2 separate regions of the Homo sapiens genome follow, and region 2 is linked to region 1. Evidence: read pairs that join two places in POLR2A ChIA-PET (ENCODE). Cell type or tissue: GM12878. All regions are shown on one strand. Each heading gives the region's core, and the rest is flanking DNA. Links, peaks and the distances in the headings are about the cores only.

Region 1 (5,385 bases), core at 332-5,331:
ACTTTTAGCATAAGCACTTTCTGTGTTTCCATAGAAAATGGATTAGATTTTCCATTAATTATTTTAATGACAAAAGATGTCCATTTTCTTCAAGGAAGTATTCAGAAAAGTGGATTTTGCCAGATAGCCTCTGTCTGCCTAGTGAGACATTTTTGAGTTCCCTATTGATTGTAAAAGGAATATCATAGTGCTCTTATTATCTGTGTTTGCTCACAGCAATTCTCCTTCTACAGAGGAAGCTAGGATTGAAAGAATAACTGCTACCATATACAGAGTACTCCCTGTCAGACCCTGACCCAAGGGCTTCCATACCTTGTCTCAGTCAATACCCATGACAGCCCTCCCAGGGAGGCGCTTGTCACCCTCATTCTACTGATGAGGAAACTGAGGCTACACAGAGTTAAGTAATTTGCCCAGGGTCACACAGGGAGTAAGTGGCAGAGCCAGGATCTCAAACATTTACTCTTTTTTAAATATTAACTTCATTTTTAATTTTTGTGGGTATGTAGTAGGTCTGTATATTTATGGGGTACATGAGGTGTTTGATACAGGCATGCAATGCATAATAATCACATCAAGTAAAATGTGGTGTTCATCCCCTCAAGCATTTATCCTTTGTGTTGCAAACCATCCAGTTCTACTCTTCCAGTTATTTAAAAATATACAATTATTTTGACTATAGTTACCCTGTTGTGCTATCAAATACTAGGTGTTATCCATTCTTTTAAGCTATTTTTTTTTTAACCCATTAACCATCCCCACCTCCTGCCCACCCCCGCTACCTTTCCCAGCCTCTGGTAACCCTCCTACTCTCTATGTCTGTGAGTTCAATTGTTTTGATTTTTACATCCAAAAAATAAGTGAGAATATGCAACGTTTGTCTTTCTGTGCCTGGCTTATTTCACTTAACCTAATGACCTCCAGTTCCATCCATGTTGTTGCAAATGACAGGATCCCATTCTTTTTATGGCTGAATAGTACTCCATTATGTATATGTACCACATTTCTCCAGACATTTACTCTTAATCACTGCATTAATATTTGGTTGCATAGTGACTGAGTCAGAATTTTTTAAAAAAATTAAAAATCAACAAAATTTGGGATACTTAAAACTTACTGAATAGAATCTATAGTTGTATCTAAATTTGTTATTACTAGTTATGGGCCATACTTGATTCAGAGCATGACTTATTATAGTTCAAAGATTGGTTTCTTTATGCCACTGTAGACCAAAGGTATATCAGCTTATTCAGAATAATTAAAGTTATGTTTCTGAAGAGTCAGAAGGTGAAGTTTGTTAGTCCATGGCCTAGGTACAAAGCAGTGTGGATCAGTGCTAAAGGAAGAGGCAGCCGGGTGCCAGGAAGATGGGAGGTAGCTCTTGGCAACAGAGGGAAGACTGAAGAAGATGTGATGGGAGGAGAGTCAACTTCCTGGGTCACACTGAGGTGTCGGGTGGCTTCCTGTTGAGGATATATGGCAAAACCCCTGCTAGTTCCCCAAATGGGAGTTTGACCTGGTTTAAAATGGGACAGCAGGGCACAGGAGTAGTCAGAACTGAGAAAAGAGAGCTGAGACGGGTGTTTGTTCTGCTTGTTTTGGATCTGGGAGCTCCGTGGGTACTCAGGGCTGGCAGAGGGATTCTAGATCCCAGGAGTTTGTGTGTCTGTATGTGTGTCTGTGTATGTGTGTGTGTGTCAGGGTTGGAGAGCTTTGGTAGGAGCTGTACATAACAGAGGGGTCTGTTTGCTTTTTTATCTGGTTCAGGGATTGGATTTCACTACTGTATGATAGAACTGAGTCTACTTAATATATTTCATTGCTCTCCTGTGGTTGGCCCGGGCACCAGTGTGGGGATGTCTGCAGGCAGTGGCATGTGGGCAGGGGGCAGCCATCAGGCTGCAGCAGTGAGGCGCCGGAGAAGGCCAAGGCAGACACTGCCAAAGACAGAGTTGGCTTTGGGTCTCTGCAAAAATCCAGAAAGAATTCTGGTCCTATTTTTGTAGAACTAGGCCAGAAAACACTGAATGAACAAGTATTAGTCTCAGCTGGAATTAGTCAAATGGCTTATTTCTAGTTTCACGACTAGGAGTGTTCTTTGGAAACCCACATTTGGGTAGTGAAAATTGCACTTTCTGGGCAAGACTCCTATAAGGCTAGAAATGACAATGCATCAAAAGATGACTTTATTATATTTTTATCAGTGGACAAACTTCCTAAAAAAATTCACACACTCATATCTGCATATAAACCAACATCATAAAAGTACTAAAATGACACTGTTCTGAATCATGCAGTCTTTGCAAATAACAAGCTGGCTGAAAAATATCTAAATATAATTTTAATTTTTGAACTTTTTCTTCTAATTGGAAAATTAGCTCATACCTGTAATCCCAGCACTTTGGGAGGCTGAGGCAGGCAGATTGCTTGAGGTCAGGAGTTCGAGACCAGCCTGGCCAACATGGTGAAACCCCATCTCTGCTAAAAATACAAAAATTAGCCGGACGTGGTGGCGGGCGCCTGTAATCCCAGATACTCAGGAGGCTGAAGAAGGAGAATCTGTTGAGCCTGGGAGGCAGAGGTTGCCATGAGCTGAGATCACGGCACTGTACTCCAGCCTGGGCGACAAGAGCAAGAACTCTGTCTCAAAAAAAAAAAAAAAAAAAAAAAACAAAAAAAGAAAATTAGTCTATAAGTTTTATGGCAAGAAATAGACAAATTTATAAATGTATAAATTATACTTTCTCATAGTGTTTCTAATAACATGATCTATTTTCATGGCTCTTTTTGAAGAATATTATCCAAGATGAACAAGTATATTTTACATACAAGTTTTCTTCCCTTCCCTGGTCCCCACCACATGCAGTAGTGGGAGGAGCACACCTGTAACATGAGTCTTTGCTCTGACTCTGCCACATGGACAGGTTTTTCAGAAGAAGTGAAAGACTTACAAAATAGTAAAGCCCTTGTGCTATTACCTCTTCCTAGCTCAGAAATGAATGCTGTACTCCCCAAGCTTGCCAAGCCTTAGAGCACCCTTGGAGAGTTTAGGACAACTTCCTCATGACCTAGAAGAGGCAGGAGGCTCAGAAGGAAGGAAGTCTAATGCCTTGCTTACTAGCCCTGCCTTAGGGGAACATCCTGAAGTCTCCCTGGAGAGTGTGAATTGACTTCTTACATTAATATCATGCATATTCACCTGTCCTATAGCTTTCTGAAGCCATTTCCTTTCTTTGGTCTATATTTTCAACTTTTGCTATTACAGTACAATTCTTAAGAGGAAAAAGGGCAAACCTATAAGGCATTGCATTGTTTCCCAATTCAGCTGGAGGGGAGCCTCCTAGACCCCAGGGAACTCTGCTCCAAGTAGGTTGTGTGTGGGCAATGAATGTTATCTAAAACCTGAAGACTCTGAGCACTGCTGAAGGTGCAAAGATGCAGTAGAGATGGACTCTGTCCTCTAGAAGCTTAAAGTCTAGTTGAATAGATGACATAATCCATTCAGCAAACACTTATTAAGCATGTGTGTGTTTGAGGCACGGTGACAGCACAGCAATGATTAAGCTGCAATCCTGACTTTCTAAGGAGACTGCAATGAATGGTTAAGTAAGAAATATGAAACAAGTCAGGCAGTACAGTGAACTTCCCAGTGAATAATATAAACAGTTAAGTGGTGCTTAGAAAATAGAGGAATCACTGTGAGCTAGGATGGCTTGGGAAGGCTTTAAGGAGGTGGTAAGCTTAAGCAAAACCCCCAAATCTCAGCTGCTTCTTACATTCATAGAATTTTCCAGGTTCTAGAATAAAGCACAAACCATTTCAAGGAAATGTAAATTTCTCAGTTGGAGCAACTCTCGTGCTCTCTCTTCAGTCAGTTGCCGTGGCTGCTGCTTCATCCAGCCCTTCTCCCTCTCCCACTCCGTGCCATTGCATCAGTCTGACATACTCCAAGAACAAAAAGTATAAAAAATGACTCAGTAAAAACCCCCATCACTTCCTTCCTTATCTCTGTCTGACTGTTCCTTGCCTTCTCCCTGCCCAGCCAGTTTCTTATGTGTCATTCCAGAGTTTGTCTACATACAAGAAAACATGAATATAGATTCTTGTTTTCCTCCATCTTTAAGATAGCATGGTATACTCACAGTTTGGAATCTTGCTTTTCTCCACTTAACAATATATCTGGAAAATCTTTCCTAATAGGACATAAAGCACATTCTCATTCTTTTTGATAGCTACATAGTACTACACGGTGTGGATGTAGCATAATTTATTTAACCAGTTCCCTCCTGGGTGGTCATTTGGGTTGTTTCAATCTTTGCTATTACAAATAAAGCTTCAACAAATAACTCCACAGATATATATGCTCCTTGACTTATGATGGGGTTATGTCTCAAGAAGCCCATCATAAATAAAAAACATCCCAAGTCTAATATGCATTTAATACTTCAATAAACTCATTATAAATTTAAAAAATTGTAAGTTGAACCATCATGAGTCAGGGACCATTACTGTATATAGTATTTACACATGTGAATGACTATATAATAGCAGATATTATTCCCTACCCCAGCACTTGTATTATCAATAGACTTAGCTTCGAAAACCTTGGATTTTGCTTCTCATTGGTTTTCACCAGAGTTGTCTGGTTCAAAATATGTTTATTCAGCAAAAGGTCATTGGTAGCATTTGCCATCGCAAGGCCTGGGCAACTTCACACTCTTTGAGAACTCATTCTGCCTGGGGTGCTTCTGGCCCACTGTGAAACTCTCAAATGCTACTGTGGTCTTGTTTTCATAGACGGGCTCATCTTCGCTTGTGCCTGGAGAAGTTGAAGGGGCTGGTGCCACTTGGACCCGAATCAAGTCGACACACTACGTTGAGTTTATTAACAAAAGCCAAATTGCACATAAAGGTAAGTGTATTGTTGGGATGCTGCTTTATCTTTACCTGTTCAGTGAGGGTTTGTCTGTTGTTACATCTCCAGGACAGTCCTCTCCCCTGAACTCCTCCAGTCTAGCTATTGGATGAATCACAGGTACCTCAAATGCAACATATTCAAAACCCAACTGAGTGTTTCTCACTCCCATGCACCAGAGGTTAAATGGTCCATCCAACTCTCCATCCAGTTGTACAAGCCAGAAATTCAGGAGTCCGTGATAGCTCCTGCTCCTTAACCATATATCTAGGCCATCTCCAAGGCCTAAATATTTTGCAACCGGTCTACTTCCATCTTCATCCCCACTGTCTACTGCAATAAAATCCTCAGAGGTCTCCCTATATCCCTCTGGGTCCCTCCCGTCTGCTTTCCATGCTTCCTGAGAACAGTCCTTCCAAGGTGCAAATCAACACGTGACCTTGTTTAAAATTCTTCTGTGGCTCAGGACA
Region 2 (5,385 bases), core at 324-5,323, 160 kb before region 1:
TAGAGGATGGAATAAGGAATACAAGGCCAGCTCTCCTGATGGTTACAGCTGCTTAGCAGTGGCAAAGCCTACCTGTGGAGGAGTGAGCGCAGGGCCAGAGAGAGGATGACTGGAAGCTGGGAGAGGACCATTGAGAAAGGTCGTAAAGTCTTTACAGCAGGAAGTTCAACCACGTCATCTCTGTAGCTTCCAGGATTTTTTTAAATGGCAGGTTACTCTTAAACCTACAAGGCATAGGGGATCATATACTGTCATGAAAGGTATACAGGCGGAAAGGAAAGTGTGCCGTTTAGTAAATCAAATGGTACCTGACATGGGGCAGGCATTCAGATAATGTGTGTTGAATGAGTAGGTGAATGAACATGAAACATCAGTAAAACTGTCCTGTAAGTCCCATGATAGAAATAATCAGCATTACTACCACATCAGCTTCTTGTTTCTCAGGTCACTGGACTGAGGGGAGGGAAATCCAAATAATTTGTCTGCAATTAAAAGGCAGAAGGTCAGGTGCAGTGGCTCATGCCTGTAATCCCAGCACTTTGGGAGGTGGAGGCAGGCTGACCACTTGAGCCCAAGAGTTCAGGCCCAGCCTGAGCAACATAGTGAGACCCCATCTCAAAAGAAAAGTTAAAAAACAAAAAACAAAAAAAAACCTCCACCAACAAAAAACCAGCCAACTGAAATTCCAAAGGTCTCTAGTCCACAGGTGGCACTAGGGGTCACTCAGAAAATAAAAATTAAAAAGAAAATTACTTAGGAAAGTCTAAAGCACTATATTGGGTACTTCATTATATCTGAAGCAAGTTGATGATGGTGCCCAGAAAAACAAGGTAGGGAAGCTGCACATTTATAAAGCGTATTAGAATATTCTTTGATTTATGCACTATTCGAAGCTTGAGCCTGGGAACTAAGGCCATACAACAAAGCAAGGATTAAACTATCAACATGTGGGACCCAGTCAGCTTTCCCAGCAATCATTGAGGCCACTGTGACTTTCCTTATTGTTATAAAATGTAGATATTTAGCCCTACCTCTTAAGACAAGATAGAACTCACCACAACCAGTTTTCACTACTGTAGTATCTAGTGGCTTTCAAATCAGGTAAACTAGGTGTTTTATCCCAGTCTGGCCTCATGCTAACTTCAGGCAAATTACACAACTTTTCTCAGTTTTTAACTTGTTAAGTGGAAATAATAGTCATTGTCCCAGAGGTTATTGAGTAGATAAGATAACATGGAGGAGTGTTTAATAAGTGTTCCCTCCCTCCTTCCCCTGCCTTTTAGACAAAGCAATCATTGGAGTAAAAACTGGCTTTGGCATGATGTGGGAAGAGCAGAGAAGGCGTGGGATGTTTTAAATTATATGTAAAATACATTTTTTTATTTTTTTGAGACGGAGTCTCCCTCTGTCACCCAGGCTGGAGTGCAGTGGCGTGATCTCGGCTCACTGCAGCCTCTGCCTCCAGGTTCCAGCGATTCTCCTGCCTCAGACTCCCGGGTAGCTGGGATTACAGGCACGTGCCACCACACCCAGCTAATTTTTGTATTTTTAGTAGAGATGGGGTTTCCTCATGTTGGCCAGGCTGGTCTCAAACTCCTGACCTCAGGTGATCTGCCCACCTCAGCCTCCCAAAGTGCTGGGTTTACAGGTGTGAGCCACTGCACCAGGCCTAAGATACATGTTTTTTAATTACTTGTGGATTGAAAGGATTATTATTGCCCTCAACAGTGCTGTGAATAACTGGCCAAAATATGGACAAAAGACCGTCCGTAAGTTACTAGCTGGGTGCTAGGCTGGAATCGATTCTTATTTAAGATGGCCTAGTAGGCAGGCCTCCAAATTTGTTTTCATTCCTTTACCTTCTACATCTTGCCTTTGAATACACGTTTAAAATGTTATTTCTCCCAACTCAAACCCCGTCACTGCAATAAAACTTCCTTTACTTTTAGAAGGATCTAAGTTCCAAGAAAAAAAGAAGGAAAAAAAGAGAGTTACTCTCATTTTCCTATTTCATAGACAGTTTTGAAAGCCTTTAGTGTTTGGGTGGGGCCCAGTCACACCCTTTGCAATCTGCAGACCAGTGGTTTAAATTTGTCATCCTTGTGGGCTGTAAAATGAAACCATGTACCAAAGAAAAATAGTGAATGACTCACTCACATGTGATCTTCCAGCGAAGGGAAGGATTCAGTAGGAATGTGCCACAAGGCTGGCAGGTCCCTTCATAATAGGCTCAGGTGGCCTGTTCTGGGATGTGGGTCAATGTTAGGAACCTGAATGGAGGCCGCCAAGTTGTGGTGGGGTCTGAAGGAGAGCTTCAGTTACCGGGGTGAATTCACCACAATGCAACATCCAGCAGACCCAGAGAAACTCTCTCTCAGCACGACAAGAAAGGGAGGATTCCTATTCACCAGGCTCATTAAACCTGTACGCACACACACATGCAAACACACACGTGCAGACACACACACGTGCAGACACACACATATTGCTAATTTATTTATATTAAGAAATACAGTGCCAGGCATGGTGGTTCACACCTGTAATCCCAGCACGTTGGGAGGGTGAGGCAGACGATCGCTTGAGCCTAGGCATTCAAGGCCAGCCTAGGCAATGCAGCGAGGCCTTGTCTAGAAAATTTAAAAAAAAAAAAAATTAGCTGGGCGTGGTGGCACGTACCTGTAGTTCCAGCTACTCGGGAGGCTGAGGCGGCAGGATCTCTTGAGCTAAGTAGTTCGAGGCTGAAGTGAGCTATGACTGTACCACTGCACTCCAGCCTGGGCAACAGGGCAAGACCCTGTCTCCAAAAAAAAAAAAAAGAAAAAAAAAAAAAAAAGAAAGGAAAAATATTATTTAGGCAAAAATCCTCATGCTCCAATATTTGTAGACAGGTTGATTTGGGAAGCCAAACTCTAGCCTAAAAGGTGCTTGGCAACCATGGAACAAGGGAGTATTAGATGGACAGAATTCATCTTCACAGTGGGGAAATATCTGACCCCCGACCACTGGCTTCACCCTTTCCGTAGGACAGGGCTTAGATGAATATTTCAAAGTAAGCATCTGTGCCAGTTTTGCATGGAGCTTGCTCTGCTGATGGACACAAGTTTTCCTTAAACATGCTAATATCTTCCAGCAAGCCTGCTTCAACCCAGGAGCCGTTCTTTCCCATTAAAATGAGTTTGCATATCTTTGTTTTGATGGGTGTTTGCTGATTTTACTAGTCTAATGCTTAGGGAAGTATCTACTTTGCCCGCTTTCCAAATGCTGGGTGAGAGAGGAGAATGCACCACACTGTTACCTCCACATATAGCCTACTAAATAGGACTTGAAATCAGAAGTTCTTGTTCCACATCCCTGCAGTCTGCCATAAGGACATAAGAAACTTTCTAGTTGAGTCAGCACCTGGCTTGCCCATTTCTGGCAGATACAACTGGGCAATTTGTGTTACAGTGTATTATTATCCTTCTGGACATCCTGGAAACCAGTATAGATGTATTCTCAACATACCTACTTTTTCTTTATGAATTCATTGTAAATTATTTCCATGAATTTATGTAATCTTAGTTGAAATAAGTTGAACTTATTTACAACTTATTTTTCCCTTTTGTAACTGCTATTGAGATAGGTCTCATATGTTTAATTCCCAACTATCTTTCAGTTGCTCCAAAACTATGTCTTAAAAACTTCAGATCCCTATCCTAAGCCCTAGTCGTAGAGTTCAGATACTGTTAAGAAGCTGTAGTCACCCACCCATGTTCTTCATAACCCTAGGTTTTTAAGACATCACTAAAAAGTGTATCACCTTCAGCCTTCATCTTTCCATCTGGAACAGTCCTGATGCTTTTAGAGTTATTTGAATCACCCCCAAAATGGGAGCGTGTTTGCATTTTACAGATGTAAAAACTGAGGCATAGTTGCTAATTATTTCGCCCCATCTGTGAGCAGCAAAGGAGCTTTTAAACCCCCAACACAGTCTGAGTCATTGTGGACTTGGTCACAATGTGCAGCTTATGGATTGTAGAAAGGGCTTCAGAGAGAAAGAACAAAGGAATCAAGGAAGGTGAGATAGCAAAGAATGTCGGGCAGAGGCTCTGCTAAGAGCATGGCACTGCGAGGCAGGTGGAAAATGAGGTGGGAAGGTTATAGGTGGAACTTCCAGAAGAAAGGCTTTTCAGCCCTTGGGAGCTGTCATTCTGTGCAGCTAAGAGAGGCCTTAGCAATTGCTAAGAGAGGCTGTAGCAATTGTGTTTTGGGGGGTGCATTTCTTTCCTCTTTCTGCTCCCCCCATCCTTGTGCCAAGAGTTATTGAGGCCTTACCAGGTGCCAGGCTCTATGCTAATAAGCATTTGTGTAGACTGACTTTACACATACTATCTGATATAACAATGAATCGAGGAGTACCATTTTCTGCATTTATTTGTATATTCTATTTAGAAATCTGTTTGGTGGCCAGGCGCAGTGGCTCACACCTGTAATCCCAGCACTTTGGGAGGCCGAGGCGGGCAGATCATGAGGTCAGGAGATCAAGACCATCCTGGCAAACATGGTGAAACCCTGTCTCTACTAAAAATACAAAAATTAGCTGGGCATGGTGGCAGGCGTCTGTGATCCAAGCTACTTGGGAGGCTGAGGCAGGAGAATCACTTGAACCCGGGAGGCGGAGGTTGCAGTGAGCCGAGATCATGCCACTGCACTCCAGCCTGGCAACAGAGCGAGACTGTCTCAAAAAAAAAAGAAAGAAAGAAAGAAAGAAATTTGTTTTGTACTAGTAAAACTTTAATAAATAAACAACAGCTGTCTGTATATAAATGTGTATATTACACTGTGTGCTGTCCAAGTTTCAAAATAAATTGAATAAAAGTACCCAGTGTTCAAGTATGATACCTTCTTTTTCCTTAAGTGAAATATTTCTAGCTCCTTGTGTAATGACTCTCAGTATTTCCAGAAGGCTTTGCTCAAGATGTCTTTCCACTTCTTGATGTGGTAAAAAGGAGTGGAATGTTCATATTAAAGCTTGCCTCTTTTGGAGAGGTGTCCCCCTTCCCTGCCTCCTCACTTGTCATTTATTCCAAAACTACATGAAAGCAAAGGGAAGGCCCTTGCTCTGAAAAGCAGTATCTGCCAGGGTTGTCAGCCAATTAGCATATGAATCATACTTACCAAGGGATATGGGTACATGTGGATCATTCACATGACATGAAACAGGGCCTCCAGACCAAGGACTGGCTAAGATCTGTGAAGGTCTTAAGTTTTGCCCCTGATTTTTTGTTTGTTTGTTTGTTTATCAATATTTGTTTTATTCTCCTTTCTTTTCTTTTCTTTTCTTTCCTTCTTTTTTTTTTTTTTTTTTTTTTTTGTTTTCGACAGAGTCTTGCTCTGTCACCCAGG

The links. Peaks named below come from ENCODE experiments on the same cell type or tissue, not always from the same donor. Only the 100,000 strongest peaks of a DNase experiment are listed, where the experiment ranks them.
Region 2: POLR2A ChIA-PET joins it to region 1 with 10 read pairs; 3 of 35 experiments call an interaction of 5 or more read pairs at or near these places.

Annotation. Positions count from the first base shown.
Region 1 is chr2:69,930,554-69,935,938 of GRCh38, forward strand. MXD1 (MAX dimerization protein 1) reads left to right here. Exons shown (of 6, transcript NM_002357.4): 4 at 4,798-4,912. It also overlaps a transcript of ASPRV1 not described here. Among named protein-coding and RNA genes, the nearest start is that of MXD1, 18 kb to the left of the region's middle. In GM12878, for the core only: no CTCF peak of the experiment used is centred there; no DNase peak of the experiment used is centred there; H3K27ac peaks cover 295 bases.
Region 2 is chr2:69,768,293-69,773,677 of GRCh38, forward strand. The region is part of intron 1 of ANXA4 (annexin A4); the gene reads left to right. Among named protein-coding and RNA genes, the nearest start is that of SMANTIS, 28 kb to the right of the region's middle. In GM12878, for the core only: no CTCF peak of the experiment used is centred there; no DNase peak of the experiment used is centred there.